Linked DNA regions of Mus musculus: all the other regions are linked to region 1. Evidence: chromatin loops called from intact Hi-C (ENCODE). Cell type or tissue: left cerebral cortex. All regions are shown on one strand. Region 1 overlaps Myo1d (myosin ID). Region 2 holds the start of Cdk5r1 (cyclin-dependent kinase 5, regulatory subunit 1 (p35)). Region 3 holds the start of Gm38907 (a long non-coding RNA gene). Region 4 holds the start of Psmd11 (proteasome (prosome, macropain) 26S subunit, non-ATPase, 11).

Region 1 (8,000 bases):
GCCAGGCAAGCATTTCACCACTAAGCTACATTCCCTCGCCTAGGTGGCTGCTGCTTTAAGCCACCGGCTTGTGACAGTCTGATACAGGAGCACCTGAACCCTAACATAGCGAGATAATTTTCACACCACTTGGTACTTCATGTCATTTGCTATTTTTATTGTAAGGCAATAAACAGTTAAAAATAAGAATTCTCTTTTTAAACATTATCTGACAATAATAGAGTAAAACTGCTTCTGTGTGCACAGTTGCTGTAGCCCTGCAGACACTGGGTGCTCTGCAGTTCCTGGCCCCTCACTCTCTACTCTCCTATCTCCAGGCTTTCACTTAACGGTGCGAAACTTGCACACTGCCTCCTCCAACGAGACTTCTCCAGACTCCTCACTGCTCCCATAATGTCTCTGCAGCTAAGACCTTCCCTCCCTTCCTGTGACGTAGATGTATCTACTTGTATTCACTATTCTGCTGGCTTCTTATGGGCAGCACCCATCTTATCCGTGTGTCTACTGTAGACCCAAGGCAAGTGATACACTAGTTAATTTTTACTGAGTTCCAACCACACCAGGAAGTGCATATTGTCACACAATATACACTCAAACCAAATGTCTGAGAAGCAAGGAAGAAATGAAGCTATGGCACTTTCCTCAAACCAAAAGACTAAAATACGCTCGCTCATCTACAAAATGACCTCTCCTCCCGCCTCCACACACACATAAAAAGAAAAATGACTGATAGTTTCCTAGTCTTATTTCCTGAAGACAGGCTGCATGCAAATTATCATGCTAGGCACCAGAGTAAGATACTTACACCACGTCACCCGCATAATGACGGATTCGAAAGTCCCGATCAAACTCCAGGATTTTGTCTGAGGCACAGGTCTATGAGATAAAGGACATAAATCTGAAAAAAGGCATTTTCAACTTCTAAAAGTGCATTCTAACTTAATATGACCAAACATAACAAATTACAATACCTAAATAAGATCCCATTCTGTGGGGTTTGTTTAAATCCACGGCTGACAAGGTACAGGCTTTTGGCAGAGATTCATGCAGAACACAGCTAGTCCCCATTTGCTGGCTGCTCTAATAGTCGATCTGGGCAAATGGCTAGGTCTAGACAATGCATATGAACTGTGGTTATCCCATACCTAGTGTGGTGAGAGGTTGGCAAATGATGCCCTTTATTTAGTTGGATGTAAAGGATGGTCCCTAGCAGGTGGGGCAGACAAACAATGGATGAAGTATGGCTTTCTGAGAAACAGACATTGCCGTGCTATCATCTTCTGATGCTTGGATCTTTCTCTTCCAAGTTCCACTTGGGAGGATCACACTGAAGGCTTACTATCTGTGAGGCACACACATATCACAGTCCATATAATCTACTCTTAGAGCATAACAGTGTTTCTCTCACATACATGTTGAGGCTCAGTGAGGTAGACAGATAACACTACATCAAATTGCTAGTAAGTGGTATCCCTGAAAGGCTCCAGGAAACAGAAAGGGCCACGTGTTCGTGCATCCAGTGTCGTGGTTCATCTGCCTGCTGAGCTGGACTCCAGCTTAGGTGCTCTTCCCAGAGTTGAGTGCTGTATACAGTTTATCACCGACAGGGGCTACTCTGTAAATGGCAGGCTTTATATGTCACTGGATTTCTTCATGACTTCCTCCAACTTTCTTTGCTACAGTAGAGCCAAGACAGCAGATAAGTAAAATTCTACACAGTACCACTTAGAACTGCAATACTGGTACCACTGAGATGACAGTGCCCTACAGCACAGAATCCTGTCCCGGTTAGCAGGCTTCAGACGCTAAAGGAACAGTGTCTAAGAGGTTCACAAATGACGAATTATAGGAAGTCAGAGGCTTACTCTCTTTCAATAGTTATTTATCTGAGAAGGTAGAAAGTTAAATAAATCTGGAGTCCAAGGCATCTAGTGTAAAGGTGTCTCCAAAATATATCCTCCTCCAGAGCTCTCAAAGCTGCACTTTTATTTTTAATTGTGTCTACGGGGGTTTATGCAGTGTGAGTGTGGGTTCCTTCAGAGGCCAGAAGGGGCTCTTGGATGTCCTGGCTCTGGAGCTAAGGCAGTTGTAAGGTTCTTGACATGGGTGCTGGGGTCTGCACAAGGCCAGTCTGCACTCTTAACTGCCGAGCACTCTCTCTACACTCTTTCCCCTCACCTCCGCCCTTTTGAAATATTCTTTAATTTGTAAAATTCCTGAAGGAATAAGACTCAAATTATGATCCATTCTTACATTTGTATAAAACACAAAGCTGTGATTGTCCTCAACACACACACACACACTCTCTCTCTCTCTCTCTCACACACACACATAAATCCATTAACTTTTTCTTGTACTGTTATATACTTGTTTTAGCTTTTTATTTTAAAATATTTTATAGTTGTTTAGATCATGTGACTGCTTCTCCATGTTACTTTTAAATCAAAAGGAAGATTTTTAGCCCCAAATAAAAGTCACCAATCTTTTATTTAATAAGCCAGTAAGTCTGTCTGATCAGTTAGCAGTAACAAATGATACCTGGCTCAACATACAACCCAATGGAATTATTTAACTAAAAGGTATGAGGTGATTTAAACATCTTGACAGCTTGGCTATTTCATTTCTTTCCTTATTAGGTAAAATTCCTCAGAAGATGAGGGATGGCTCAGTTGGTATAGCGCTTGCAGCATATACATGAGGACTTGATTTGGATCCTTAGCAATTACATACTATAATTGGGTACAGTGATGCCTGTAATCCTAGTGCTAGTAGGGCAGAGACAGGAGGATACCTGATAGCTCTATCAGGGAGGTCCAGGCTCAGGGAGAGACCTTGTCTCACAAAATAAACTAGGTTAGTGGGATGGCTCAGTGGGTAAAGAGGCTTGCCACAGAGCCCGAGTTTGATCCTTGGAAGTTACATGGTGGAGAGAATGAACTCCTGCACGTTGTCCTCTGACTTTCACATGTGTGTCAAGGCATGCATATGCATGCACACACCCAAACACATAAATAAATGTAAATTATTTTTTAAAAGTTGGAGAGCAATAGAGAAGATATAGGACATTGACCTCTGACCTCCATATATGCTTACATACAGACATAGACACATACCACATATACACAAATTCCCCAAAGAATATACTTTAAATATTTCATTTCAGTATTTATCCATGGGATACTGAGGGAGGAGGAAAAAGAAGTAGGTACTTGGTCTGTTGGGAAACTGGGACTTCCACCAAAACCAGTAACAAAGAAGGAGATAAATAAATAAAAGAGAAAGCAATCAATTACTATTACTATTAGGATTTCCTATCAAAACAGTAGCAAGTGTTTAAACACAAGATGTTCAGTTGCCTTAAGGAGAGATTACAGCTTAGTGTGTTGGCATGCAGTGCCAGCATTAGACACTTGCGTGGCTGAGGCTCAGTACAGCCCTGAGGTCTGAGGCCAGTCTGAGCAACACAGAGCTAGAGTCCATCTCAAAAAAGAAAGAAAGTGAGATTACATTTCAAAAATACTTGAAGGATTAGATGGATGGCTCAGTGGTTAAGAGCACTTCCAGAGGAACTGGGTTCAAGTCCTCCTTCCCACTCCTGGCCTTTTAGGGGACTGTATGCACATGGTGTACATTCATGCAGGCCAAATGCTCATACCCATAAAGTAAAATGAAAAAAAAATTTTTTTTGCCTGACTGATTTACTTAATTCAGCTATATAAATGGCTGAATGGCAAAAGATAGAATAATAATTTGGGGTGTCACTTTTGGGACTTACAGATATCTATTTAAATATAAACAATTTAAGAAAGATTCATTTGGTATGATAAATCAATATAATTTCACCAATACCGACTGTCTAGTATCCAGAGGGTACATCAGTAGATGAATCTCCACAACCTGTGATGATATCTCTAAACTCCCTTACAGTCCGCCATTTGCCTAGATAAAGGTACCCCCTAAATGTCTCACTGAGACTAGGGTTACTTTCCATTTTGTACAGTTTTGTGCCCACCTCTGAGGACTAGACCTGCTTAAACAAGAGGTGCTTAATCAGACGTTTGGGTCTAAGTGGGAACTGGCTGAAGAGACCTAGGTTCTAAATGCATTAGCTGAAGACCAGCTTGTAGCTACAAGTAACAGCCCTGAGATAAGTGTCAGTTAATAATCAATTTGCAGATGATTCACACCCTATTTATAGTTAATGGTGGAAGTTCTCCATTAAGATTACATAATTCCAAGGGGACGGAGTTAGGAAGTAGATTTATTCATGCAGCAGTGGCAATGTGCTGCAGACTTACAGAGAAACAAAACTGCTGCCCATTTCTTTCTAGATGGGAAGGAACAAGGCATGTTTTCCTGGCAGCGTCTGGTTCCTGAACAAGCTTGCATTTGTGAGGAAGCCTGGGGTGATGACGAGGTGTCCCTCCCCAACACAGACTTCTAAACAAACACAATTGATGAGCATACTGCATATATAAGGTCTCGCACAAGAGTCTGTGAACCACAACTCCTACCAATTATTGTACAAATGTGGTTTATTTGTGACATTTTTAGATTGTAAAAAATGGAGACTTGGAAGTTTACTCAATATACTAAAAGAATGCATTTCTCCATAACAACCATGACTGCAGCTAAAATCTCTCATTTTTAAGCAGGTCCCAGGGTCTGAAGAATGCAGTCAGAACACACTCCATATTTTGTCACTGAGGACTGTGGTGGAAAGTCAAGGACAAAAGCAATTTCTTATGCAGAGCTATCAGATGCAGGCATAAAATTCTAGCACATGGACAAGTACTCAGCATCTATTGGCTACAAATGACATCATGCTTTTAAAGAATCCTGTTCATTTTTCCTGCATCTAGCAAATGCCTTAGTCTGTAGCTCCCTCTCCTGGATACTATAATTCTGTCAACCTCACCACTGTATCAGAGAAGCAGAACTCACAGAGAGATACATTATTAATCAGGCCTTTCCCCTTTATTTGACTGTACATTCTTTTAACCTATTATAAAGCAACGTTGCCCTGCCAAACAATAAGCAAAAGTCTTATAGCTCAAGATAAGAGGAAGGTCTTATTACCTTTCGGCTGGAAAAATGACCATGTTTGCCCAATTTACTGTTAAGGGCCTCAAGGAACATTCCGTCAGTGACTTTGCCAACATTCATACACGCGTCATCCAGGATTGCAATGATGCCTTTGTGCTGCTGCTCCACGAGGTCCACAATGATCTGGTTGTTGAAGTAATCAATCTGCAGGACAAGCAGGAAAGCAATGCCCAGGAGAACAGGAACCTCAACAAGCAAGCACATAGGTGTCCCCTTCCTTCACCTCAGTGTCAACTGGGCAGACAGTCAAGCACACATGTTAACGGAGGTCTCCGACCTAATGCCTTCACTCTTGTGCTATGAAGGGAACATCAGTGATGACTGGACTAAGGCAAGAGTGATTAATTCTTGTCTTTGTCCTTCCTGCCTCCCCATCCTACATCCAATCCCACTCTTTCAATTGAGATTAACTTTGCTTTGGGGACATGTAATAAAATGTAAGCAGACAGTTTTGATTCTCATGGTAAGAGGAATGTTACAGGTTCTGAGTGGGTGAAGGTCAGGATGCTGTTAAACCGTTCAATGCAGGACAGCCCCACTGCAAGAATTACCCGTGTTTTCATGTTTATATGTTCAGTACTATATTTTCAGTTATGAATAAAGTTATTTACACCTTTAGAAAAATGTCCTAAAATACAAAAAAAGGAAGGAAATCTGTTACTGGCAAACATTTCAAATATTAGGACTATGAAAGTAAAGTCTTCTGTCCCGGGTATAAGAATTACCTTAAAATTTCAACTGTATTCCTAGAAGCCACTGATGTTGGCTGAAGATTCTAACGACTCTTGTTTTTAAGTTTAATGGTGCTTTAAGCACTGCTTAAAGATGCTTTTAAAAGTCAGGCGCTTCTGATGACCTGAATGCCCATGAGCTGGGAGAGATGTGCAAGGTGACTTATGGATACAGAGGTCCCGTGTCATACCCTCACTCCAAATGCAAACACTTTTAACAGCAACTTTCTTCCTACGACTATGGAATCTGAATAACAAGCTTTATAACTAAAATCTAAAATCCAGCTATGTCTATATAAAACATACAATGTATACAATATATTCTTAGAAAGCTTCAGGCAAACAATGTAATTGAAAATTGAATTTTAACTTTATGGGAGTTCACTAGAGTATGAAGTTCTCAATAGTTAAAATGATTTGTAGGGGCTCCAGAGATGGTGCAGTGCTTAAGAGCTCTTACTGCTCTTGTGGAGAGAGATACCTGATTCAGTTCTTAGCACACATATCAGGTGGCTCACAATCCCTGTAACTACAGCTCCAAGGTTTCCAGTGCCCTCTTCTGGCCTCCATAGAACCCGTAAGCATGCTGTGCACATACAGACAGGCATGCATGCACACAGAAGGAAAAATAGAAATTTAAAAACCAAAAGCATTATTTGCTTTTAGACGCAAATGAATCAGAGGGATAATCAGATTTTTATGAACTCCTGGTAGGCATCCACGTACAGGCCATAAAATAGGCTCTGAAGAAAATCTAATTCTGAAACCGGTCAAGACACTAGATCTCATCACGAATACACACAACACACAGGTACACAAAAGTGTGTTAATGACACTTCAGGAATTGGATTAGCAAAATCTGGGCTGGGAAACCTTACAGACAAAAATGCTCATTACAGAAAAAGTGCTCACTCTTTTCAACAAAAGATTACAAGGGAAAAAAGAAAGGGATGGGAAGAGAAGGAGTGAGGGAAGAAGGGAGGGAGCACAGGAGGCAGACCTATGTGAGAAACCTTTCAATCGATCAATCAATCATCAATCAGTCAGTCAATCAATCAATTAATCAATCACTCTACTCATAAGGATCTAATCAAGCAAACTGTCACCATCAACAGCAACACAGCAACGTAAGAAGTAGGAAATGAAACTAAAGGAACTGCTATTCATTTTTGGGATGGGGTCACAGAGCTGTGGTTACAGTTTCTGTGATGATTTGTCTCAGAGGGATGTGGAAAATGACAGGTGAAGGACTGTCATGGCTGAGTAATCCAGGTAGTCTGGACGTGTGAGGAAGGCTCCGTGGCATGAGGAGGTGGATGGTGCAGAGTTCATGTTTCCTTCTTACTCCAGAGAACGCTTGAATGTTCTATAATGGTGAGAGAAAGCACAGTGCTTAGAAGTTTGGGGCTCTAAGGCAAACAGAGGCTATGATGCTGGCACACACCATGCTGTTTCTGTCGCCTGGGAGTTGGGCTCTGCTGCCTTAGTGGTCTGTTTCAGGGTTGCCGAGCTTGTCTGAGGTGTCTGGATGCCGCTACTGCCGCTGTTAGGCCTCCTGCTGGGAACGAAGCCCACGGACTTGATATTCTGATTGTTGGAGGAGTTTTTGGCTTTTTTTTTTTTTTTTTTTTTTTTTTTTTTTTTGAGGTAGGGTTTTATTGTATAGCCTTGGTTGGCCTCAAACTTGTGATTCTCTTGCCTCAGCCTCTGGAGTGCTGAGATTACATGTATGTGCCACCACAACGAGCTTCAAAGGATATTTTGGATTAGTTACCTCCAAATCACACCTGGATAACAGGTTTTATAAGATTCATGCTTTAAAAAAAGCCTCAACTTCAGTTATATTGTATATTAAAGAAAAGATTTATTCTTAGGAAACCTCCTATAAACTTAATTGAATTGTATTTTAAATAGCTATGAGAGATCACTGTTTAAGTCAAACAATAGGCAGTTCTTTTATAATAAAATTGACAACTCAGGTTTATTTTATGTTCATATACTTCAATGACGTTTTTGGCATTCTAATATTTAACACATGATGGAAGGCAAAAATGCAATTTGAGGCAGAAGTGCTATTTATTATACCACTCTCTTTTTAAAATAAATAAGTAGAATAGAAAATGGGAAGGTATGAATATAAAAATAATTTAAATATGACACTTC
Region 2 (8,000 bases), 200 kb before region 1:
CTTTTCCTTTTAGATTGAACACATATCTAGCCTCATCAAACTCTCCAAGGTAAGTTCTCAGGCCTGTTAGAGGTGGGAGTAGGGAAAGGTGCAGAGGGGCTGGCCCCTCTCTGGGAACAGAACTTGGGCTCCGGGCTACAGTTGTGTTGTTGGTATTTTGCTCCAGTCCATTTCTTATAAGAGTCTTTAACTTTCATGTTAGGCTGATCTCTGATCAGTGACTATTGGTGTCTTTAATTATGTACTTCAATTTTAGGCCGACGTGGAAAGAAAATTATCACAGATGATTCTTGACAAGAAGTTTCATGGTGAGTAAAGGTCACGTAGGCCAGGAGCTGGTTAGAATTTGAAGGGTGTGTATCTTTAAAATGGGCTGAGTTTCTCTTCAGATGGTTTCTTGTAACCCTCCCTTTGAAGAATGTGTAAGGGAGTGGAGAGAGATGGCTCGGCGGTTAGGCCGTTTAACTGCTCTTACAGACCCAGGTTCAGTTTCCAGCATCTATATAGCAACTCACAACTTCCTGTAAACTCTAGTTTAAGAGGATTTGACACCCTCTTCTGGCGTCCGAGGTTTCTTGCAATACACATGTACTATGTATCCTCATACAGGGACACACGCACGCACACACACACACACACACACACACACAGAGAGAGAGAGAGAGAGAGAGAGAGAGAGAGAGAGAGAAATTAAAATAATAAAGGACCCTCTTTAAAAAAAAAGATTCATTCATTTATTTATTTATTTATTTATTTATTTATTTATTTATTACATGTAAATACATTGTAGCTATCTTCAGACACCCCAGAAGAGGGCATCAGATCTCATTATGGATGGTTGTGAGCCACCATGTGGTTGCTGGGATTTGAACTTGGGACCTTCGGAAGAGCAGTCAGTGCTCTTAACCGCTGAGCCATCTCTCCAGCCCCCTAAAGGACCTTTTTTTTTTTTTTTTTATAAAGAAGAGAGTAAATAGAAAGGCGTGCTGTGAAAAGTTGGGAGAAAATGAGGCTAGGGAGTGGGTCCTATTGTTACTATCTAATACCTCCTTCCACCTGGTTTGTCACTGTGTTTCTTTCAGGGATTTTGGACCAGGGGGAGGGTGTCCTGATCATTTTCGATGAACCCCCAGTAGATAAAACTTATGAAGCTGCTCTGGAAACTATTCAGAACATGAGTAAAGTAGTGGACTCCCTCTACAGCAAAGCCAAGAAGCTGACATAGGTGAGTGCTGGCCCTGGGGCCAGGGTCAGGCAGCACTGTCCTCTGCCTGTCGACACTGAACACCGTCTGGTCCTCACGGCTTTCCCGATTGACACTGCTCTGTCTTCTCTTGCAGAGTTGGATCTGTAGCGGTCCTTTGGAGAGTGTGTGTGGCGGGAGAGTGAACCCTTGGGGAAATGCTAGGAGATTCTTTTCTTTCTGTTCCACTTTTCGCTCGGAAAGTTTTTAACCCTCATTGGTGCATCTGTATCCAGCGATAGGCGGCCAGTTCTCATGTAATCCGTACTGGCCAACACGGGAATGGGGAAATTGCTTAAAAAAAAAGAAAAAGAAAAAAAAAGATTCTAAATAAAAGGAAAAAGGCTTACACTACCTAAAGCTGTGCTCTCTGCCTCCTGGGAGAGGGCCGCAAAGCCAGGCACCCTGCCAACCACTGGGGATCCTCACCCACCTGCTGGGCGCCACCTCTCCTCCTCTTCAGAATTGGGTGTTTGCTGACCATCAAAAGCAACGACTTTTTATTCTGTTTGTACTGAACCAAAACAAACAACTATGTATAGACTGCTGTTTTCCTTTTCATTTGAAATGAGGCGTTTGGTGTTTTCCCCTGCCATCTGGCCTGTCCACCCTTCCCTCTCTGACATTGGCTCCAGCAAACTAGCTGAAGGGTCCGCTGTGCTGCCGCCGCAGTACATGCTCGGCTCCGACCTGTGAAAAAACGGAAAGAAGTCCAGGAGCTAGTGTCCACCATGGCCACACGGGGAGCAGTGAGGGCCCACAGCCCTCGGGGGCCTGCTGTGCATGTGGCTTTTTTTAACACTGTAACTAGATTAGACTCAGTGTTTTAACCATCCCTCTCCACCCTCTTTGCTTTCCTCTCCTCTTTCCTCTCAGCCATGTCCTTTCTCTTTTCCTCTAGAGGAGTTGAGCTGTCTAAACTCCATCTGCTGCTTCCCTCTCCCACTCTTTCCTGCTGTCAGATGGATTTGGTTGGGTTCTTTTTTTTTTTTTTTTTTTCCTTTTTAAATAGTGAACATTAGGAATGAGACTGGGGTGTTTTTTTTTTTTTAATTAAAAAATATTAATTTTCCTTGTTGCATTTGAAGCACCCTCATGTCTCCTTCCCAGTGTCTTTCTCTGCCTCTTGAAAGGGTGACAGACAGGGTGGCGCTGTTTTAGCATGCTCTGTTTTTGGTGCAGTTACCTAGCAGCAGGCTTTGATGCCTTGTGGGCAGGTAAGCGCCTGCACCTTTGCTGTGCCCACTGTGCTTTGTCCCTGTCCCCTCCCTCCCTCCCTCCCTCCCTCCCTCCCTCCCTCCCTCCCTCCGCCCATCTCCCGCCTCCTTCCTGCTGGCCTCTTTCTCATTCTTTAGAACCTTTCTCAGATTATCCTTCCAGGTTTTGGTAATAAATTTCTATTTTGTAAAAGGATTTTGTTGTACCAGGTTTTGCATCTTCACTGAATCTGACTGGCTTTTATTTTCCTTTTCAAAATCAGGTTTTTGTTCTCAACCCTCCTCTCTCCCCATCATGTCCAGTCCCTGTTTTGGTTTTGGCACCATCATTATCAAATGTACAAACGGTTCTTGCTGACCAACACCAGGTATATCTGATGTTCAGATGAGTTCCAATAAAATAATTTTTTTTTTCAAAAGGTGTCCTTTCTTGAGTGCTGGAGGGTTTCCAAACAAGTTCAGGTGCTCCATAAAGCCTTTTCTGGCTTGGCCAGAGCTATCTTACCTCACTGCCTACTAGGAGTCCTTGTAGCCATTCTGGGTGTCCATATTTGAAAGGGAAGTTGAACTGAGGAGTGGCGTCAGAAATGGAGTTCAGTTGTCTTTTGGGGCAGGGTGGCTGTGAGGACTTGGGGAATGGGCCGTAGTCTTCAGGTTGTTCCTGAGGGTTTGCAGGAGTGAAGGTGCGGAGTCCTGGCGGCCAGCATGCTGTTGTGTGCTTGTGTGCTCTTCAATAGCAGCTCCTTTCACCGCCCTCGGAACCCAAGCGTGGGCTTCTGAGGGACCTATCTTTGGCTCAGGATAGCAGCCCCAATGCTGCTGTCAGGCCCCTGAGGTGAGGCTAGTTCAGATGTGTAACCACAAACTGTCTTTTAAAGGCTTAGAATGAAAAAAAGTGTAAAGCATCCTACTAATTTTTATATATGTATTGGGGTTGTTTGGGGCCAATATAAAATTCACTTGTTCTGGGGGCTGGAGAGATGGCTTAGAGGTTAAGAGCACCGACTGCTCTTCCAGAGGTCCTGAGTTCAATTCCCAGCAAGCACTTGGTAACTGACAACAATCTGTAATGGGATCTGATGCCCTCCTCTGGGGTGTCTGAAGAGAGCAATAGTGTACTCACATACATAAATAAATGTTAAGAAATTTCACTTGTTCTTTTTAAATGTAATTACTAGGAAATAGCACATCACTCATGTGGCTCTCGGGTACTTCTGGACTGTGCTGCACTAAACCATCATGGGTTGTACCACAGTGTCCCTTCCCAGGTCTCCTACAGCTAGCCTGGTTCTCTCCCCCCACCTCACACAGCCCCCAAGGCTGGCCTGATTCTGGCTGTCTAGCCGAGAGCCTCTTTTTAGGTACTAGCCTTCAAGGGACTGGGGCTTTCTTGTTCATTAGTGAGACTGGTGTTGAGAGCAGCCGTCAAGAGGGCTGCTCTGGTGCCCTGCTGGGTGCTGGTTATGTAATCTGTGTTGCTCAGAAGAGCCACTAGATGCTGCTCTGTGCCCTCCAAGGAAGACTTCCTCAAGAACCAGGGTTCTGTAGCTCCAGGTTGAACCCTTTGTGCACCATGTAGCCAGCTAGTCCTTTGGCCTTCTGTCGTTGGGCCAGAGTGGGAAGTGGTATGTGTGGAGCAGATGTCTACTGAGGTGTAGCATGGACATCCCTCTTTGCAAGTCAGCTAGAGATAGGCTTGGGAGGAAGTAGGCTGGCTGACAGTGAAAACTAGACATCTTCCTGGATCTATGTGAGTACTGGGAAGAAAACACCCTGCAACACTCAGCTGGCTCTGCCTTCTGGGCTCCTCTTGATTCTGCCATGTTGGACAGATTGTTTCTCTGGGTGTGGGAGGCAGAGGTGGGGTTGAGTGGGCAGGGCACTGTGGTGCCTTGTGTGATGGTTACTCTTGGTTGTTAACTTGACTACCTCTGCAATTAACTAAAATTCAAATATGGAGGGCACATCAGTAAGGGATTGCTTTTGTTTGTTTATTTTTGGGAGCTCTGACTTGTATCTTGAGGTGAGAAGACCCATGCCTTTAATCCAGGTTTTGCGGTGGGCCTTTAATCTGCGTTCTTTAACCTGGGCGACACCTTCTGTTGGAAGGAAGCCTATGTAAGCACATGAAAGAAGTGAGCTTTTGCTCTTTGCCAGGCTCTTAGGCTTTCTGCCCAAAAACTAGCCACTGTTGGGAGTTCCGCTGCCCTGACTGCTTCCGTGAAGCAAGCGTACCAGGCGTGGCCTAGGTGAGTAGGGTTCCTGACAACCTCTCACCTCAGCATGTAGTATGGTAGTGCCATCCTGCTTCTGTTCTGCAAACACGAGGAGGCTGGGGTAGTTGGCAGAGGTTTTCGAAGGTAATGGGGTAGGGTTGGCCAGACAGAAGACAAGAGAGAACACGCATGTGGCCGTGCTGGAGAAGGCCCGTGACCTCTAGGATTGAATTGTAAAAGCTGGAATTCAGTTGCAGGCAACAGCAGGCCCGGGTCTTTCTAATGGGTGGATCTCTGCCTTTGGAGGGCTGTGTATAATTAGGGAAGTAGAACACATTTAACTTTTGCTTAATCCTGGAATTTGAAGGGGACCATAAGCATGAAGTCAGCTCAGAGGCTGGTTTTTAGCGGTTGCCTTTCCAGGTAGAAGAAACATTGGGGGAGCTGGTCTGAAAGGCCTTAGGAAGATGGCTTACAGCCTACTATGATGAAAAGGAAGAGACCCAGGGCCGCCCTACTGAAGAGCAGCTAGGGGGTTGAGTCTGACCCTTGAGGCTCGGTCTCAGTGTCAGTGTTGAGAGCGCTCTTGGAGAGGGTTTTCGTTGGAGCTGGTATGGTGGCTCATGCCTGAATCCTAACTGAACATTGAAGCAGGAGGATGGCAAGGTGCTGGCGGCCTGTGTCTCAAGGAAAGGTTCCAAGTCATGGATTAATTTTGAGCAGAGTTGTTAGAAAGCCAGTGTGACACTGGCCTTCATTCCCCGTCCCCCAATGTAATTATTTACTCTCCCCCTTCCCGGTTTGAGTTGAAGTCTCCATCCTCACCACAGCACGTCCTACTACTGGCTCTGGACCATACTCCAGAGCTGTGAGCTAACACTTCATTATTTCGTTTATAGGTTACCCAGTGTCAGGTGCTGTGTTCTAGTAATAGCAGGTACCACTCTGTTCTATGAGAAACATTGTTAGGAAGGGGCCACAGCGAAGCTAGCCATCCTGTGTGCTTGGTAAGGTCCTGGAAAAACTTTTTTTGGGGGGTGGGGTGGGGTGGTAACAGGGCAGGGCACTTACCTCTCTGGTCACCCTGGTCCCTAACCTGGAAGTACTTAAGCCTAATGACCTCAACAAGATTCTTGTTTTGGGTGTTTTCAGGAATTCTCTCAGGTTCGGAGTTGGGAGTCTGAGTTAAGATACAGGTTGGCTTATTTGACAATTTGGGTCTCCAGAACCAGTCCAGAATGAATGACTTGTAATTCGGCAGTGGCCTTTGTGAAGGACATGGAGGCTGATTGTGAACTATGTGTCGGTAGTCAGAACCAGATTTTCTTGCAATTTTACTGTCATCAAGTTTTAAAATGGGCAAATAAGAAACTGGCCTAAAGGCGCAGCAGCTTCAATTTTGACAGCCTCCGTGATAGGATCTCTAGGCCGCCCTCATCCTTCTGGCCTGGCTTTCCTAGAGTCTTAATGGGTGCCGGGCTTTTACGCTGATGCTGATTGCGGCTCTTCCTTTCTCCAGCGCCCGGGCCAGCTCTCCGCACCGCCCGCAGCCTCTGCCAAGGGGGCCGCGGCGGGAACAAAGGCAGCACGTGTCTGGGCGGGGCCCGCCCTCCGCCCCGCCCGCCCCCTCGCCCTCCCGCCCGCCCTCCCGCCTGGAGAGCTCCGCTGCGCGGCGCCGGAGCTCACGAGGCCGGGCTCCGCGCGCGGCGCAGGCACCTTCCAGGTGGAGACCCGGCTTCGCGCGTTCCCGCCGCCCGCGCCGTGTCCCGTAATGGGCGCGCCCACTAGAGGCGCCACCGTGCGCCGCTCGCGCTGAGGGACGCGAGTGGCGGCGACCTGGCGGCGAGACCGAGCGGGCGTGTGGACCGCGCGCGCGATCCGGAGAGGCGGCTTGCAAGGCGCGCGCCGGGGCGGGGCGGGGCGGGGCCGGCGGGCTCGCGGCGGAGACGCAGGCGGGGGCCGGGCGGGGGCGGGGCCGCGGCGTCTGCAGAACCTTGGACAGAAGCAGGGAGCCGCCGCCGCGCCGAGTCGAGCACCCGGGCCGCGGCGCGCATTGCGGAGGGCCTGGGACGCAGCGGCTGCGCCTGCCGCGGGAGCCTGCCTGACTGCGGGTAAGCCTGCGCGGACCGGGGCCGTGTGCGCGGCCTGGTTGGATTCCTGCTGCGGAGGCCACTGCGGCTCTTTGACCGGTGCCGCAGTGGAAGCACAGGCTGGGGCTCGACGGGGCCGCAGCCCGGGGGTTCGGGCCTCGGAAGTGCGAGCGGAGGGGCGCGGCGTGGAGCCCCGCCCGGGGCTGAGAACCATCTTGTTTTCCACGCAGATCCGCAGGACTAAACGCGTCGTGTCCCGGGAGCGCCTCCTTTCTCTCTGCGGCCGCTACAGGCTCGGTAAGCCTTTACCCCCCTCCAGCCGGCAGGCTGGGCGCGCGGGGGTGCCGGCCCCTGCCGGGCGCGCAGTGGCACCATGGGCACGGTGCTGTCCCTATCCCCCAGCTATCGGAAGGCCACACTGTTTGAGGATGGCGCGGCCACCGTGGGCCACTACACGGCCGTGCAGAACAGCAAGAACGCCAAGGACAAGAACCTGAAGCGGCACTCCATCATCTCGGTGCTGCCTTGGAAGAGGATCGTGGCGGTGTCAGCGAAGAAGAAGAACTCCAAGAAGGCGCAGCCCAACAGCAGCTACCAGAGCAACATCGCGCATCTCAACAATGAGAACCTGAAGAAGTCGCTGTCCTGTGCCAACCTGTCCACATTCGCCCAGCCCCCGCCGGCTCAGCCGCCCGCACCCCCAGCCAGCCAGCTTTCTGGCTCCCAGACTGGGGTCTCCTCTTCTGTCAAGAAGGCCCCGCACCCTGCCATCACCTCTGCAGGGACACCCAAACGGGTCATCGTCCAGGCGTCCACTAGTGAGCTGCTGCGCTGCCTGGGTGAGTTTCTCTGCCGCCGGTGCTACCGCCTGAAGCACTTGTCCCCAACGGACCCCGTGCTCTGGCTGCGCAGCGTGGACCGCTCCCTGCTTCTGCAGGGCTGGCAGGACCAGGGTTTCATCACACCGGCCAATGTGGTCTTCCTCTACATGCTCTGCAGGGATGTCATCTCCTCTGAGGTGGGCTCCGACCATGAGCTCCAGGCTGTCCTGCTGACCTGTCTGTACCTCTCCTATTCCTACATGGGCAATGAGATCTCCTACCCGCTCAAGCCCTTCCTGGTAGAGAGCTGTAAGGAAGCCTTTTGGGACCGTTGCCTCTCAGTTATCAACCTCATGAGCTCCAAGATGCTGCAGATCAATGCCGACCCACACTATTTCACACAAGTGTTCTCT
Region 3 (8,000 bases), 55 kb before region 1:
CCTAGTCCTTCACGTAAGACAGACTGGACTCATCAGCTGGCAGACAGAGGGAAGGAGAGAGTGCCAGGCCTGTGCTGGCCTCTGAGTAAGGTGATTTACACACAGCATCTCATTAATTCTCTTAGTGGTCCAGACAGGCGGATGTTTTGTACTCTGCAGCTTACAGTACATACGGAAACAGTATCTCAGGCTGCTCTAACTCCAAGAACTGATCACAACTGGGAGCCAGTGACCCTATGCAGGGCAGTGCCCTTCATTTGATTTCCTTCTGAGAACGAGACCTGAGCTTTCTTGACAGTCAACAGGAGTGCTGGTTTCAAATACAGCCTAGTCTACACTCTTCACGTAAAGACAGGCAGTCCCCAAATCACCATGTCTCAACTGACTCGCTCTCTTTCTACAGCACGAACACAACCTTGTTCTGATTTCATGAGAAAAGGTTCACAGTGTTATGGTAAGATAGAGGCAGACACGAAGAGGGACTTACACACTGCAGCTATGATGGCACTTACCACAAAGGCACATCAGGGTTTGCTGACAAGCTTAACTTATAGTTATAAAGGGATTTTTGTTTCGTTTTGTTACTTAGGGCTGTTTTCATTATTTACCAATGGATTGCTGTGAGGAATTATACATCAGAAGACGAGTTTTCATAAGAGAGTGAAAGTTCACTTTGGCAAATAGCTTTGATAAATGAAAATATATGACTCAAATTTTTGTAATATAGAAAAAGTACACTAAAAAAAAAAAGAAAAAAGTACACTAAATATTGGCTGAGCAATTTCTACTTAGTACTCTTAGAAAGTTAACTAAGAATTAACTATGAACACCATTTTGGAACAATATGATATTTGAAATTGGTAATTATTTTACTTCTTAGCATACAGGTCCAATGAGATACTAAATATTCATCAACAATAACTTGTTTTTAATAGGAAAAAGAACAAACAACACTTACTATATACCTAGAGGTATCAGAGTTAGACTCCAGCAATAATACTAATTATCTTTCTGGCAACTTAAGCTTCCACATCTAAATATAAGTTATATTTTTATTACTCTATTAGTTGGGAAATACCTCGTATCTTTATAAAACACTGGCATTTAGATTATTTTCTCTTTCAATCTTTTCTGACTTATAAAATGTTCCTAGAAGCAGTGGGGGTCTTATTTCATTCAATAAGCCTGTGTGGTACATGTGTCTTCTGGAGGGAGCACAAAGGAAAAACAAGATACCTGGGTTAGCTTAAGAAAGATTCAGTATTCCTGAGGTACCTGGAAACAACTAACTTCTTAAAAAACCTAACTTCTAAGTTAGCAGGCTACAGTGATGCCTGCTTCTGTTCACTGAGGCATTATCCTTAGTAGTAGAGACACAAAATCAACCTACTGTCCACAGCCACAGAACATGGTGTAGACACACATGGAATTCTAGTCTATCACGAAGAATGAGATGATCTCTTTTTTTTTTAATTAGGTATTTAGCTCATTTACATTTCCAATGCTATACCAAAAGTCCCCCATACCCACCCACCCCCACTCCCCTACCCACCCACTCCCCCTTTTTGGCCCTGGCGTTCCCCTGTACTGGGGCATATAAAGTTTGTGTGTCCAATGCGCCTCTCTTTCCAGTGATGGCCGACTAGGCCATCTTTTGATACATATGCAGCTAGAGTCAAGAGCTCCGGGGTACTGGTTAGTTCATAATGTTGTTCCACCTATAGGGTTGCAGATCCCTTTAGCTCCTTGGGTTCTTTCTCTAGCTCCTCCATTGGGAGCCCTCTGATCCATCCATTAGCTGACTGTGAGCATCCACTTCTGTGTTTGCTAGGCCCCGGCATAGTCTCACAAGAGACAGCTACATCTGGGTCCTTTCGATAAAATCTTGCTAGTGTATGCAATGGTGTCAGCGTTTGGATGCTGATTATGGGGTGGATCCCTGGATATGGCAGTCTCTACATGGTCCATCCTTTCATCTCAGCTCCAAACTTTGTCTCTGTAACTCCTTCCATGGGTGTTTTGTTCCCAATTCTAAGGAGGGGCATAGTGTCCACACTTCAGTCTTCATTCTTCTTGAGTTTCATGTGTTTAGCAAATTGTATCTTATATCTTGGGTATCCTAGGTTTGGGGCTAATATCCACTTATCAGTGAGTACATATTGTGTGAGTTCCTTTGTGAATGTGTTACCTCACTCAGGATGATGGCAGGAAAATGAATGAAACTGGAGATCACATGCTAAGTGAAATAAACCAGACTCACAAAAATACAATGTGGATCCCACATTACACACACACACACACACACACACACACACACACGGATGTAGAAGGGCCTATTTGGGACAAGGATGGAAATGAGTAGGGAGGAGGGCAGAAGGGGGAAATAGTGAATGCGGTCAAAATACACAATATATTTGATTGAAAGTGTCATGAAGCCTACTTCTTGACTTTAGTTCTTTTTCAACATGGAGTCTCACTATGTAGCTCTAGCTGCTTTAGAACTGACAGAGATCCACTTGCCTCTGTCTCCTGAGTGTTGGGATTAAAGGTGTATGCCACCATGTCTTTCAGTATTGTTTTACTACAAACCCCTTTAAAAGGCTCCAACTGTATAAAGTGTCCAATACTGCAGAGCAAGGTTGCTGCTCGGGAATCCAGCACTGGCGAGGTGGACAGCTCCCTGGCCGGCTCTGCAGGGAGAGGCTTCAGGTTCTTCCCTGGAAAGCTGACCATCTAGGGAATCTACCACCGACCCCAACAGCTCCTGATAACACATACACGTTATCTCAAAGGTCTCTCTTGCCATGGCCTAGGAGGCGATGGAAAACAGTGCACTGGTACTCATCCTGTGTTCATGCAGAGAATCATCCTTAATGTTCTTCTAACCCATTCATTGGAGCAAGGTCCCTCAATCAAACCCAGAGCTTACTGATGCGGCTAGTTTCCCTAGTGAGCTTGCTCTTACCTTCTGCCTTCAGCGGCTGGAGTTACAGGTACCCTACCCAACTTCTTAGCATTTTACATGGGTCCTGGAAATCCGAACTCTGATCCTCACAAACTACCAAAAAATTCCCCAGCATCCTCCCACCCAATGTTTTCAGATAAGGTCTCCTTGTGTAGTCCCAGCTGGCCTCCAGCTCAGAATCCCCCTGCCCCCACTTCTTGAATGATGGAATAACAGGCTTGCAGCACCATGCCTGGCTTGACTTTTTTTTTTTTTAAACTGTTTCTTCATGTTTCTTCATCTTTTTAAAAAAAAAAAAAAGCCATCCTGTACTTAGAATTTTACATAGTAAAATTTTGCAGAAGTTTTTGTATAGAAAACCAGCTAGTCTTTTATATTTCCTGAGACTACACTTTGCCCTTTACGACAACTTTGATATAGTTATTAGTTCATGAAAATAAAATATGACAAGAATTTTACTCAGTGTTTCTGAGGAAAACTAAGACAAAACAAAACGCCACTCCTGTGTCTTCTGAAACTGCCCAAGGATTTAGCAGTGTCTCTCTGAAACAGTAAGCCAGGTTGCTGAAGTTGCTAGTTCCAATCTTACAACCATGAGGGGGCGCCAGACGGAGCAAGAAGGTAGTATTCTCTGTGCCAATGTGAACTGCACTTTCTGTTTCTGTGTAGCGATATACTTTGAGAATTAAGAGTGTTAAGTTTGGGGCAGGAACAGCTGTCAACATCTGCTTTTCTCAATTCTCTGGTTGCTGCTATATTTAGAAATGCTGTTCCTAGTCTAAAAATCAAGTATATGTCCATAAAATAATTTTTATGCTTTTCTTAAGATACAAGCTACACAGGGATGAAAGGGCTTACAACCAGGGCTTTCTTTTCTCTCATGCTCACACCAGGAATGGCAGTTAGTAGGGTGCATTCTACAGATTATATATGATTTAAAAGTGTGGCATGCCCATAAGAGCTCTAGATTCTTTGGAATGCAAATTAGTTGTCAGGTACAGCAGATGGGCATAATCGGTGAGTGGGCAGGATGCTAATAGGCTCCTTCTGGTCAGGGACTAAGAAGGGTTAATATCAAATTACCATGAGAAATCTCTGTGAAACAGATGTAAAAGCCGCTGAGGAAAAGGAAGTCACTGGGAAACAGGCAGGGAGATGAACTGATATGAACAGATACACAGATGTGTGCACCCACATAATACAGTTATTTGACTATAGAAGACTTAAGCTATAGTGGAGAGTCTGCCAGTCAACACACCAGCCAAGCCAGGAGTTTCATGCAAAGTCAGGAACACCTACCTCCAGTTCAGACGGCCTTTCTAATAAACCCCAGCACTAAATTGCCTATAGCCATTTCTGTTTGTGATCCTGAGAATTACATTAGGATCATCAAAATCTACCTCTCTCTTTTTTCTCACCCCTCTTGACTGCTTGTGATGAATATTTCATGGAACTCCCTCATAGCCGCCCTCAGGTGTCCTTACAGAGAACTAAATCCAAACCCAGGCTCCAGCTGACACCCTGTGTGGAGATAAGCCCTGCTGCACTGAGCCTTGAAGGAACAGCCATGTGCAAGGTGGTGGGCGGGCAGACCCAGCCAGCAGGCTGCAGGGAAGGCCTTCAGATGCTCGTCTTGCTTTGCAGGCTTTGCTTCAGTGTTTCTCTGGTCCATTCCCTGTTCTCTTTGATCTAGTCCTAGGGTCAGCTCTCCTTAGAGAGGTCTTTGCAGAGCATCCTGGCTCCATGCATCCTGGTCCCGAGGGACCTTCCTCCACAGCGTTACATAAGCTGAAGTTATTTCTTTGTTCACACCTTTTGCTTCACTTCTTGGCCAGAAGGTATATTCCACAAAGACAAGATCTATTTCTGCTTCATTCAGGACTGGATTTTCAAAGAGTGCCTGATGGTGAATGAATCATTATTGGTCTGAATAAAACAAATGCATTTATTATACATGAGAGTTGCTTGTCTGAGAAAAGGTCATGAGAGTCTGACCTGCAGGGAGGGCCCAGTAACTGTGTGGTTAGCAGAACACAGAAAGAAAAATTCACCCCGTCACACAGCCGTGAGGAAGAGCCAAACCACTCAGAAACAAACGTTCAGGACAGTAGAGACTTGGCAGCAGTCATGGTCTTCAGCAATGGAGAACTTCAACAGCAATGTTGATAGCCACAGTTCTAGAGCAGTCTAACAGCATGCTCTAGAGCAGTCTAGCATAGACAAACATCAACTTGAAAGACCACTGGCCCCTGACATAGTGACAAATGGAAAAGTCTGAGTCTCGTTGAACATTGCTTTCCCAGCAGAAGGATTTCGTTCAAAACACAAAATCTTTACCTTAAGCTGGTTCCCAGTATAGAATGCAGAGATTCTAAATTAAGTGCTTGCTTACCTACCTGTTCATTTCAGTTTTAGGATTTTAATAAAGAACTATTATTTTGGGTGGGGGCAAAATTCAGTGCTCAAGTGTCATTCATCAAGTGACTAAGGAAAATGCAGACCTCTATTCTCCCTTTTGTAGAGAAATGACTGAGGAGGAAGCCACGAGCTCTACTGTGTAATTTTTCCTGCCTTCACAGGGCCTATGAGAAAATTCCTTTTAACACTTGAATAAAGAGGATGAGACTGTGGGGGAGACTAGACTTCTGTTGTTTGGTTTCTGTAAAACCAAAATAACAAAAATTATTTACTAGTTCTATACTGGTTTTGAAATTAATAAAACTGTAATTAATAACATCACATCATATACCAAAGTTATTGACTAGACCTAAAGTTTATATGATTCAGTGAACTTCTATTCTTAGGATTATATATTTTTTTAAATTATGTATTCTTTTTTTCTTCTTCCCCCCACCCCCCCTTACTTCTACTTACTCCAGGTCCCGCTCACTCCGGGCCCTGCTTGCTCTGACCTAGGGTTTTTTGTTGTTGTTTTTTTTTTTTTTTTTTTTTTTTTTTTTTAAATTTGTTTCTCATTATGGATGGTTGTGAGCCACCATGTGGTTGCTGGGATTTGAACTCATGACCTCCGGAAGAGCAGTCAGTGCTTTTAACTGCTGAGCCATCATCTCACCAGCTCATATTCTTTTTTCATATATAGGAGTGTATGAATTTTTTATTTTCAAGTTTTTAAAAATAAAGTTTATAAAATTAAAATATATATATGTGATGGTTTGTATATCCTTGGACCAGGAAGTGGCATCATCTGAAGGTGTGGCCTTGTTGGAATAGGTGTGACCTGGTTGGAATGGGTGTGTCACTGTGGGTGTGGGTATAAGATCCTCACCCTAGTTGTCTTCCACTAGCAGCCTTTGGATGAAGACATAGAACTCTCAGCTCCTCCTGTGCCATGCCTGCCTGGATACTGCCATGCTCTCACCTTGATGATAATAGACTGAACCTCTGAACCTGTAAGCCAGCTCCAATTAAATGTTGTTTTTTATAAGACTTGCCTTGGTCATGGTGTCTGTTCACAGCAGTAAAACCCTAACTAAGACAATATATTAAACTTATTTAAAAGTTCTGATTCCAAAAAAGAAGCCATTTTTGGGTTAGACTATATTAGCTAGCTCTCTGATGCTTTTGGTAGAGGTTTCATGAGAAGACATGGCCATGAACAAAGCCCCAGCGTTATTACAGCTGCTGTGAGAATTTCTCACTCACACCCCTCTGGAGAGGTGACCCAGCAGGTCTCTGTCCTTCCAAAGGGCCATGGATTCTGAGATTCTCTCATTTGAACCTGTGTAAGCAGGGAGGAGGGAGGGTATAGGGAACTTTCAGGATAGCATTTGAAATGTATATAAAGAAAATATCTAATAAAAAAATAAAGAAAAAAGAAAAGAAAAAAAAGAATCTCGACTTTCTTTACATTTGGAAATATCCAATAAAAATGGAAACAGAGTGCATGTGCAGAAGCAAACTTTCCTCCCAACTGAGGTAACAGGTTTCAGGGATTAGAAAGAAGACATCTTTTAGAGTCCATTATTCAGCCTATTGCACTACCCTAGAACTTAGTGACTATAACAGAATTTGTTTCTTCTTGTACCTGGAGTTGGACCAGTCTCACCTACATGCAGGTTGGTGCTATGTGTGGATTATAGGATCGTGTTCTTTTCATAGAGAGGCCTGAGAAGACAAGGCTGACATAGGTATATTTTAAGCTCTCTGGGTTGTACATCCCACTGGCCACTGTGTGGTGATCATTTCTCTCACCTTTTCTGTTTCATATACTGCGGTTGACAGGAAATCGGAGAGCGCATGCCTGGTGGGAAGCTGCCGTTTCTTTTCAGAACACCACCACCCAGGGAGGTTTCTACTGTGCCAATTACAATGACTTATTTTCTGTTTTTCACTTAGGAGGCACATGCAACTGAAAAACACCTCCGTGTTGCTTGTCTGTTCCGAGAGGAGCACAAACACTCCCCACTGCAGACTGCAGAGGTCAGGGGTTACTTACCCACTAGATCCCACTCTCTCTTAAGAGAGATGAATCTCAGGTTTTCCCTCTAGTTTTGCTAGACAGGGTTCCTGAAGAATAGCGAAGAACCCCGCACATGACTCTACAAGTGAAAACCATTCTGTAAATTATTTGTTAGGTAAATAGACCAAAGACAGTTGGTTTGCTAAACAGCACTGAAGAAAATATTGACTCAGGTGACGCAACTTAGCCCAGATGTTTCTGACCAAAGAAATTATACAATATTTATAGGCAGACCTTTTAAGAGGTTGTTGATATTAATACGCTACATATTTTAATGGCAATAAATAGTCCAAGAGTTTATATGATTAAAGCTTTTAACACAGGTTGAATATCCTGGATTATCTGGCTGGAGCCTAAATGCAGTCCCATAATTCACAAGACGGTGGCAGTGGGAGACCTGAGGTACAGGAGCAGACAGCACTGTTTCCATGAGGGCAGATGCAAGAATAGAGATTGGAGTGATGTTCCCACAAGCCACACACTGGTGGAAGCTATCAGAAGCCACAAGAGGTAGGAGACTGATTTCCTTCACCACCTTTGGAGAGAGCACTGTCT
Region 4 (8,000 bases), 240 kb before region 1:
TCACTCTTCAGAGCTGCATGCTTAGGGGGTGGCTCCGGAGCTTCAGGGCCTGGGGTAATTCCCAGCACTCGGGAGGCAGAGGCAGGCAGATTTCTAAGTTCTAGGCTAGCCTGGTCTACAGAGTGAGTTCCAGGACAGCCAGGGCTACACAGAGAAACCCTGTCTCAAAAACCGAGAGAGAGAGAGGAGAGAGAGAGGAGAGAGAGAGAGGGAGAGAGAGAGAGAGGGAGAGAGAGAGAGAGAGAGATTGAGAGATTATTTTGGGATTAAAAAAGGTAAAGGGAGACATGGTTGTTTCCATGGTGATGCTGAGATTGGGGTTTGGTTTTTCTGAGCCAATCATTTATTTACATCATTCTGATTGTATCCAGTCTACACACCATATGCTTTGTTATTCAAGTAAAGTCAAGCTGTTTTGAGATGTAATTTTGTATCTTCCATTATACCTTCAATGGAGAACCAGTAAAAGTCCAAACAGCTGTTGTACAGACCCAGAATAAAAACAAGTGTAAGGAACCCAAAGCCTGTTCACAGACAGCTGTGCCATATATATATTTTTAAAGATAAGAACTTGTTAGAGGTAGTTGTGGTGAGGAAGCCACTGTAGACATTATCTACACAGGGAACCTCTTTCCCTGATGTCACAGGAAGAGTTAGAAGATATTTGGGGAGCTGGTGACATAGTTAAGCATGTGAAGTGCTCTTTCAGATGACCTGAGTTTGGTTCTTGGTTCGTTCTAGCTCCCTTGTCTGTGGCTCATGACTACTGTAACTCCAACTCTAGAGGTTCTAGGCTCGCTTTCATGAGCTCCATTACTACCTGCACTCAGGAGCACATCCCCCACCCACCCTTCCTTCCTTCCTCCTTCTCTTCTCTTCTCTTCTCTTCTCTTCTCTTCTCTTCTCCTCTCCTCTCCTCTTCTCTTCTCTTCTCTTCTCTTCTCTCTTCTTCTTCCTCTCTCTCTCTCTCTCTCTCTCTCTCTCTCTCTCTCTCTCTCTCTCTCTTTCTTAGCAGGGTCTCACAGTGTAGCCTGGAACACTCTGTGTAGACAAGGAGGAGGCTTATTTTATATGTGAGTACACTGTTACAGTCCTCAGACACACCAGAAGAGGGCATTAGATCCATTACAGATGGTTGTGAGCCACCATGTGGTTGCTGAAAGTTGAACTCAGGATCATCTCAGCAGTCAGTGTTCTTAACCGCTGGGCCATCTCTTCAGCCCACTAGTGCTGGGATTAAAGGCGTGTGCTCCACCACTGTCAGGCTCTGATATGGTTGCCATGTTTAAGTCCATGAGTAGGAGTAGGAATGCCGACTGTCAGGCAGAAAAGGCGCCCTCTAAAGGAAGGAAGTAAAGAGAATGATGGGCTGCTTACTGAACTGCAGGCGTAAAACATCACTTTTAAAGGAATGATTCAGAAAGCATCTCTGTGTGCTGTTCTTTGAGTTGAAAACCAAGGGCTATAAAGGGAAAAAGTGAGAGTGATGGGGAGTAGGGAAGAAGAGAAAATAAAAAATAAAAAACGAGAACTGAGCAGAGCTGGCAGCAGGAGAGTGCTGAGTGCTGAGATGTGTGGAACAGAGTTCGAGGTACACTGTGGAGCACCAGGAGATCCCAACCAGAGGCTCACAAGCGCTGAAGACTAAATACAACATGTAGAGAGGGTACAAAGCTGAAATTACGACGAACAAAGGACAACTGTAAGAATGCGGGTATGAGGTTTTTTTTTTTTTTTAACATCTTAACAGTCCTGAAAATTGCTGTTTTTTTTTTTTTTTTGTTTGTTTGTTTGTTTTTTCGAGACAGGATTTCTCTGCATAGCCCTGGCTGTCCTCTGTCCTGGAACTCACTCTACTGTAGACCAGGCTGGCCTCGAACTCAGAAATCTGCCTGCCTCTGCCTCAATCCGCCTGCCTCTGCCTCCCGAGTGCTGGGATTAAAGGCGTGCGCCACACACCGCCTAGCGGTTTGTTGTTGTTATTGTTGTTGTTGTTGTTTTAAAAGATTTATTTAGGAGCCGGGCATGGTGGACGCCTTTAATCCTAGCACTGGGGAGGCAGAGGCAGGCGGATTTCTGAGTTCAAGGCCAGCCTGGTCTACAGAATGAGCTCCAGGACAGCCAGAGCTACACAGAGAAACCCTGTCTCGAGGAAAAAAAAAAAGAAAGATTTATTTATTATATTTATATAAGTACATTGTAGTTGTTTTTAGACATACCAGAAGAGGGCATCAGATCTCATTACACATGCTTGTGAGCCACCATGTGGTTGCTGGGTATTGAACTCAGGATCTTAGGAAGAGCAGTCAGTGCTCTTAACCGCTGAGCCATCTCTCTAGCCCCTCTTATCCCTGTTATTCAGATAGGAACGCTAAAGATCAAAGTGAGTAGGAGTCTACAGAAGTCACCATCTACTAGTACCCCGCCTAGAGTTTGGAACAAAAGTAGCATTTCCAAAGCCTGTTGTTCTTAAATTGTACATTCAGGATGATGATACAATTGAATTGGTTAAGAAAAGATACAGAGGCCGGGTGTGGTGGCACACGCCTTTAATCCCAGCACTCGGGAGGCAGAGGCAGGCAGATTTCTGAGTTCGAGGCCATCTGGTCTACAGAGTGAGTTCCAGGATAGCCAGGGCTACACAGAGAAACCCTGTCTCGAAAAACAAACAAACAAACAAGCAAACAAACAAAACAAAACAACAACAAAAAAGAAAGAAAGAAAGAAAGAAAGAAAGGAAGAAAGAGAGAAAGAAAGAGAGAAAGAAAAGATACAGAAGCTGGAGACTGGTTGTGGTGGCACACGCCTTTAATCCCAGCACTTGGGAGGCAGAGGCAGGCGGATTTCTGAGTTCGAGGCCAGCCTGATCTACAAAGTGAGTTCCAGGACAGCCAGGGCTATACAGAGAAACCCTGTCTCAAAAAACCAAAAAAAAAAAAAAAAAAAAAAAGAGACAGAAGCTGGAAGTGCCTTTAATTCTAGCACCTGGGAGAGGAGAAGGGAAGAGGGCACAGATAAGGGTGCTTGCTGCCAAACATGAGTCCCTGAGTTCAATCTCTGGGCTGGCCATGATTGTGAGTACTGACTTCTGCAAGAGTTCCCTTCTCCATGTGCATGCCATGGCATGTGAGTTCCCACAGACAGACAGACATAGAAGTAAAAACTTAAAAACTACAACAACAAATGAATTCAGTATAGTCTCATTAGCTCTCCATCAGATTGAGAAAGAAGGAATGACTTCTTGGGTGAGTGTGTGTGTGTGTGTGTGTGGGGGGGGGGGGATGATCACAGCATTACACCGAAGTTCATGGAATTTCAGAGTTGGGAGAATTTGGAAGCCAGTTTAGTTCACGTGACACAACAAAGTCAGGACTTCTGTTACCAGCATGGTGGGATATTACCCAGATTTCATTAGAAAATGCAAAGGGTGGGAATGTCTTTCCTACCAGGTCTCAGTTCTGTCAGTCACTTTATTCCCTTCAGTTTCCTTAGGTATTAATTAAATATTTTTTCAAAGACTCTTGTTGAGTATTGTTGGACAAATGAAAGGAGACAGGTATAGAGATTGATTAGTCCAGTCATAGAGGAGTATAATGTTGGTTCTACTTAGTTTTTTATACAGCACAGCTATTTAATTTCCAGATTGTCATCAACTTAGAAGGTCTCCCTCTGTATAGGTTTAGCAACATCTTTAGGTTGATCCTTAGTGATAAGAAACATGCTTTTTTCCCCTTTCCCTTGATATCTTCACAGATATCCTATTACAGTTGAAGGAATTGGAGATACGGGAGGAAAATTTTGTTCTATTGTTGAGCTGGAAAGCTGGTATGAGTCAAATGTGAATCTCAAGAACTATTTAGATTGAATGATTGGGTCAAAGATGACTTTCAATCCACAATGTGAAGCTCTGTCCGATGATGGAATGGCTATTTGTGAAAGACAGTGTTCTTTTACATTGGCGATTTCTTCCGTCCTGGAAGGGAGTGTGTGTATGTGTCCTCCCTGCAAAACATCTGAATGAATCTGAACGGTGCTATTCCTGCCACATAATAGGCAATTTGAAAGATCATCTATCGCTATGAGTGACTGGTTACACGGGGATACTATACAAACAGCCAAGCAGCTTTCCTTGAGTACTCAGCCTCTTTTGGAGTGGTGGGGATTAATTTCGGTTTGTCTCTTCAGATGGCCGCGAGATGGCGATGGGGGAGCTCGTTTGTCGCTTGCGGGACGCTCCTGGGCCACCCACGGGGCAGAGAGACTACAACTCCCGGGGTGCTCGGAGAAGGGAGGCGGGGTCTTCTGGTAGGAACGCGAGGGCGGGTCTTCCGGGTGTGTGTTTCCGGCGTCGGCGGCCGCGGCCGGGGACGGTGTGAGAGCGGTAAGATGGCGGCCGCAGCGGTGGTGGAGTTCCAGAGAGCCCAGTCTCTACTCAGCACCGACCGGGAGGCCTCCATCGACATCCTCCACTCCATCGGTAAAGGGCCTGGCGCCGTCCCCGCGGCTCCGCCGTCCCGGCGCGGCCTGTGTGGGTCGGAGGCGGCGGAGAGGGGCCGGGCTAGCCGGCTATGGTGCTGCTGACTCACTGTGTGTGAGGGGGGCCGGGCTGGGGGCGCAGGCCGCTCGGGGACCCCAGGAGCCCCATGGCTTCCAATCGGGCGGGAAGCCCCTAGGCAGCCGGCCCGTCCACCTGCTGCCTGCTGACTCACGGTGGGCGCAGCGCAGCGCAGCGTGGCGAGCGGGCCGGGCCAGGTTCGCTACCCCTCAAGGGTCCCCGATTGTGGCCCGCGCGAGCTGGCCGGGGGCTGAGAGTGGCGGCCCGGGACAGACGGGTCGGAGAGTGTGTTGTTGAGAGGTCCGGGCGACTGCCGCGCAGGACTGACATTTCCCGCCGTTGTTATCAGCACAGGTTGCTCCGGGTGGGAGCGCGAGCGCTTCTCTTGGAGTTTTCTTCCGGGACGCTGGGAGCTGTCGCTTACAGCCAGCCCTCAGCCGCAGCCGCCGGCAGCAGAGGGCCACTTTCTGGGTGTGGGAAGTTGAGGGGTGCCACACGCTTAAGATTGGTATTTGACCGGTGTAGCTTGTGAGCTGAAGTGTCGTCCGAGTGGGACCGCCGGGACAGAGGAGGTGACTCATTTTTCCCAGTAGGGGTTGAAGTTTAGTTCTGAGTTCTGAGAGGCTGTCGTTCAGGGAACTTTTTGGGACCGGCGGGCCGCACATTGCTGGAGAAAAAGAAAAATTTTAATACCATAGCGTGATTGTCTTAAACCGTAGGGCAACAGGAAAGTTGAAGTAGGAACCTCCAGCCGGTCGCTTTCTACTGGGATTCAGGTGTAAATAGAAATAAGTGGTTGATGGCAGAGAAGGCCTTTTAATATTCATTCCTTAAGGGTTCAGTTAGAGAATGAGCTTCCTCCTGTGGTAATGTGAGGTTTTTTTTTTTTTTTTTTTTTTTGGTTTTTTGAGACAGATTTTCTCCATGTAGCCCTGGCTGTCCTGAAACTTACTTTGTAGACCAGGCTGGCCTTGAACTCAGAAATCCGCCTGTCTCTGCCTCCCAAGTGCTGGCGTTAAAGGCGTGTGCCACTATGCCCGCCCGGCGTGAGCTTTCAAATGTAGCCTGGGAGATTCGGATTGGATCAACAAGTTGTTGGTGAATGCAGGTATATGAGGGACTGCCAGGATGTTGATGCTTATGTTGACTTAACTGAGTTGCTGAGTCTTGAATTTCTGTACACAAGACTTGTACCAAGAAAGGACACTGTCAACAGCTTGAAGTTCTTGACTCTGGGAATACTAGAAAGGAGAGGAGACGAGAGAGCACAGTGCATTGTGAAGGAATCATGAAGAGTTTCATTTCGAAGTTCTGATAGTGTCCGTTTTAGAGCAGAGTACCATAGCCATCGGATGTTTTTACAAAGACATTTTTCTGTGATCACACTTTAATATTTAGATCACACTTTAATATTTAATAATCTGCGGAGCATAAAAGTTTTTTGTGCATAGTGCCTGATTTGTTTGCCTTTCAGAAAGTAGAAATTACTAATAAACATTGCCATTAGAGTATTTCACCTTTATCAGACCCTTTATGAACCTTAACCTATTTTCCAAATGAAACTACCAAACAAATAAGGGAAAAAAAAACAACCCTCTAAAGAAAAGTAAAATACAGATACTATAAAAAGAAAAACAAAACAAAAAAAAGGAGTGGTTGCTCATTATACTAAGAGTCCCCTGCCAGCTCCCCTGTTAGAGTAAGCTTGAGTCATGGTGGGTGACAGCATTACTTTTTCCGGACTCCATCATGAGTATCAAAATCTTGGATTTTGTCAAGTCATGATGCTTTTTTAGAGCATTGTTAACTAGTCATGGTCACCAAAATAAGCACAGCAAACTTGGGAAAGGCTGTTACAGGGTCAAGCAGTTGAATAATTATTAACAGTTGAAAGTGGGACAGATTAAAAAGTTACTTTAACAGGACCTGAATCCATCATGAGGCAGCCGTCTGTCCTAAGTGAGTAACTCTTCGTATCACACTGAAGCTTTGATAGGAATTTCTCTAGGAGGGAGTTATAGAATTGTTTTTTATTTTATTTTATTTTTTTGGTTTTTCTTTTTTTTTTTTTTAAGATTTATTTATTTATTATATGTAAGTACACTGTAGCTGTCTTCAGACACTCCAGAAGAGGGCGTCAGATCTTGTTACAGATGGTTGTGAGCCACCATGTGGTTGCTGGGATTTGAACTCTGGACCTTCAGAAGAGCAGTCGGGTGCTCTTACACACTGAGCCATCTCACCAGCCCTTTTTTGGTTTTTCGAGACAGGGTTTCTCCATGTAGCCCTGGCTGTCCTGGAACTCACTTTGTAGACCAGGCTGGCCTCGAACTCAGAAATCCGCCTGCCTCTGCCTCCCGAGTGCTGGGATTAAAGTCGTGCGCCACCACGCCCGGCTTAGAATTGTTTATTCTTGATATGTCCTTCAGCCAAAACTTTCTATAGACCTAAAGTTTGTTGAAAGACTTGCTTTACAGTTATCAATAACTTTATAATTTGATTTTAGTTTGTGATACGAAAATACATAGGCATGTTAAGGCCTACTTAAAGTGAAAAATCTATTCTTTTTAACTATTAATATGAGGCATATTCTTTAGATAGTTGGTCATTCTACTCTAAAGGTTTTTTTTTTTTTAAGTCCTTATTTGCTGGTTTCATTTGGAAATAGGCTAGAGTTCATAATGGTCTTATAAGGGTGACTTTTCCCTTGCTTCATTTTTTTTTAATTTTTAATTTTTTATTTTTTTTCCATTTTTTATTAGGTATTTAGCTCATTTACATTTCCAATGCTATACCAAAAGTCCCCCATACCCACCCACCCCCGCTTCATTTTTTTAATCATAATTTTAAGAGTTCATTTTCTTTTCTTAGTGAAACGTGACATTCAAGAAAATGATGAGGAGGCAGTCCAGGTCAAAGAGCAGAGCATCCTTGAACTGGGTTCTCTCCTGGCGAAGACTGGACAAGCTGCTGGTAAGTCTTACAAATGAGTTATACCTATAATGCTGTGTCTGCAACACCAGATGGAGTGTCTCTCAGAACACAAGACTATATTTAACACCCAGTTCATTTGTGTGGAATTCAGCTTTATTTTCCTGACAACTTGTTGATCTTCAACTTTGAAGCAGAAAAGTGTAGAATTTTATTTTATAGGTGAGGGAAAGTCCTGTTTTTGTTGAGATATGGTGATTTGTGATTTGTTCCTTGTTTTTGAGTTCTTACTGTATTTCCTTACATGTCTACAGCAGCAGTCTTCAGCAACTTCATTGACTTGCTTTGGTATATTTAAAGAGAGTGAGCGACTTTAGGCCCTTCACTTGAAAAATGGTTGCAGATTTTTTATCCCAAGTGACTCACATTTTTTCTGATGTAGAATGAATAAGACATTAAATAATAGTGCCTTCCTAAGGCTACTTCTTTGGTACCTGGGAGTTTTGCATATTGT

Evidence for each region. Peaks named below come from ENCODE experiments on the same cell type or tissue, not always from the same donor. Only the 100,000 strongest peaks of a DNase experiment are listed, where the experiment ranks them.
Region 2: it touches region 1 in a loop (9-fold over the local background); 19 of 42 quality-filtered maps call a loop at or near these places.
Region 3: it touches region 1 in a loop (4-fold over the local background); 9 of 42 quality-filtered maps call a loop at or near these places.
Region 4: a loop joins it to region 1, with 11 times the contacts of the local background. A loop is called at or near these places in 20 of 42 quality-filtered maps.

Annotation. Positions count from the first base shown.
Region 1 is chr11:80,665,770-80,673,769 of GRCm38, forward strand. It overlaps Myo1d (myosin ID), which reads right to left. Exons shown (of 22, transcript NM_177390.3): 11 at 5,080-5,250; 12 at 806-876. All of the region lies in intron 2 of Gm38907 (a long non-coding RNA gene), which reads left to right. Among named protein-coding and RNA genes, the nearest start is that of Gm38907, 51 kb to the left of the region's middle. In left cerebral cortex, a CTCF peak has its summit at 4,896 (motif pointing left); DNase peaks (open chromatin) are centred at 438, 4,394 and 4,834; H3K27ac peaks cover 2,058 bases.
Region 2 is chr11:80,470,370-80,478,369 of GRCm38, forward strand. Psmd11 (proteasome (prosome, macropain) 26S subunit, non-ATPase, 11) reads left to right here. Exons shown (of 14, transcript NM_178616.3): 11 at 14-49; 12 at 257-308; 13 at 1,083-1,225; 14 at 1,341-1,764. The coding sequence ends at 1,225. It overlaps Cdk5r1 (cyclin-dependent kinase 5, regulatory subunit 1 (p35)), which reads left to right and starts at 6,654. Exons shown (of 1, transcript NM_009871.3): 1 at 6,654-8,000. The coding sequence starts at 7,140. In left cerebral cortex, CTCF peaks have their summits at 825 (motif pointing right), 1,972, 3,964 and 6,457; DNase peaks (open chromatin) are centred at 1,348, 1,687, 2,084, 2,413 and 6 more places; H3K4me3 peaks cover 1,934 bases; H3K27ac peaks cover 5,484 bases.
Region 3 is chr11:80,611,051-80,619,050 of GRCm38, forward strand. All of the region lies in intron 16 of Myo1d (myosin ID), which reads right to left. It overlaps Gm38907 (a long non-coding RNA gene), which reads left to right and starts at 7,746. Exons shown (of 3, transcript XR_880037.2): 1 at 7,746-7,955. In left cerebral cortex, CTCF peaks have their summits at 3,564 (motif pointing right) and 4,458 (motif pointing left); DNase peaks (open chromatin) are centred at 3,576 and 4,495; H3K27ac peaks cover 2,179 bases.
Region 4 is chr11:80,424,279-80,432,278 of GRCm38, forward strand. It overlaps Psmd11 (proteasome (prosome, macropain) 26S subunit, non-ATPase, 11), which reads left to right and starts at 4,337. Exons shown (of 14, transcript NM_178616.3): 1 at 4,337-4,477; 2 at 7,427-7,528. The coding sequence starts at 4,387. In left cerebral cortex, CTCF peaks have their summits at 1,224, 2,245 (motif pointing right), 4,198 (motif pointing right) and 6,730 (motif pointing right); DNase peaks (open chromatin) are centred at 2,245, 4,266 and 4,934; H3K4me3 peaks cover 2,111 bases; H3K27ac peaks cover 1,190 bases.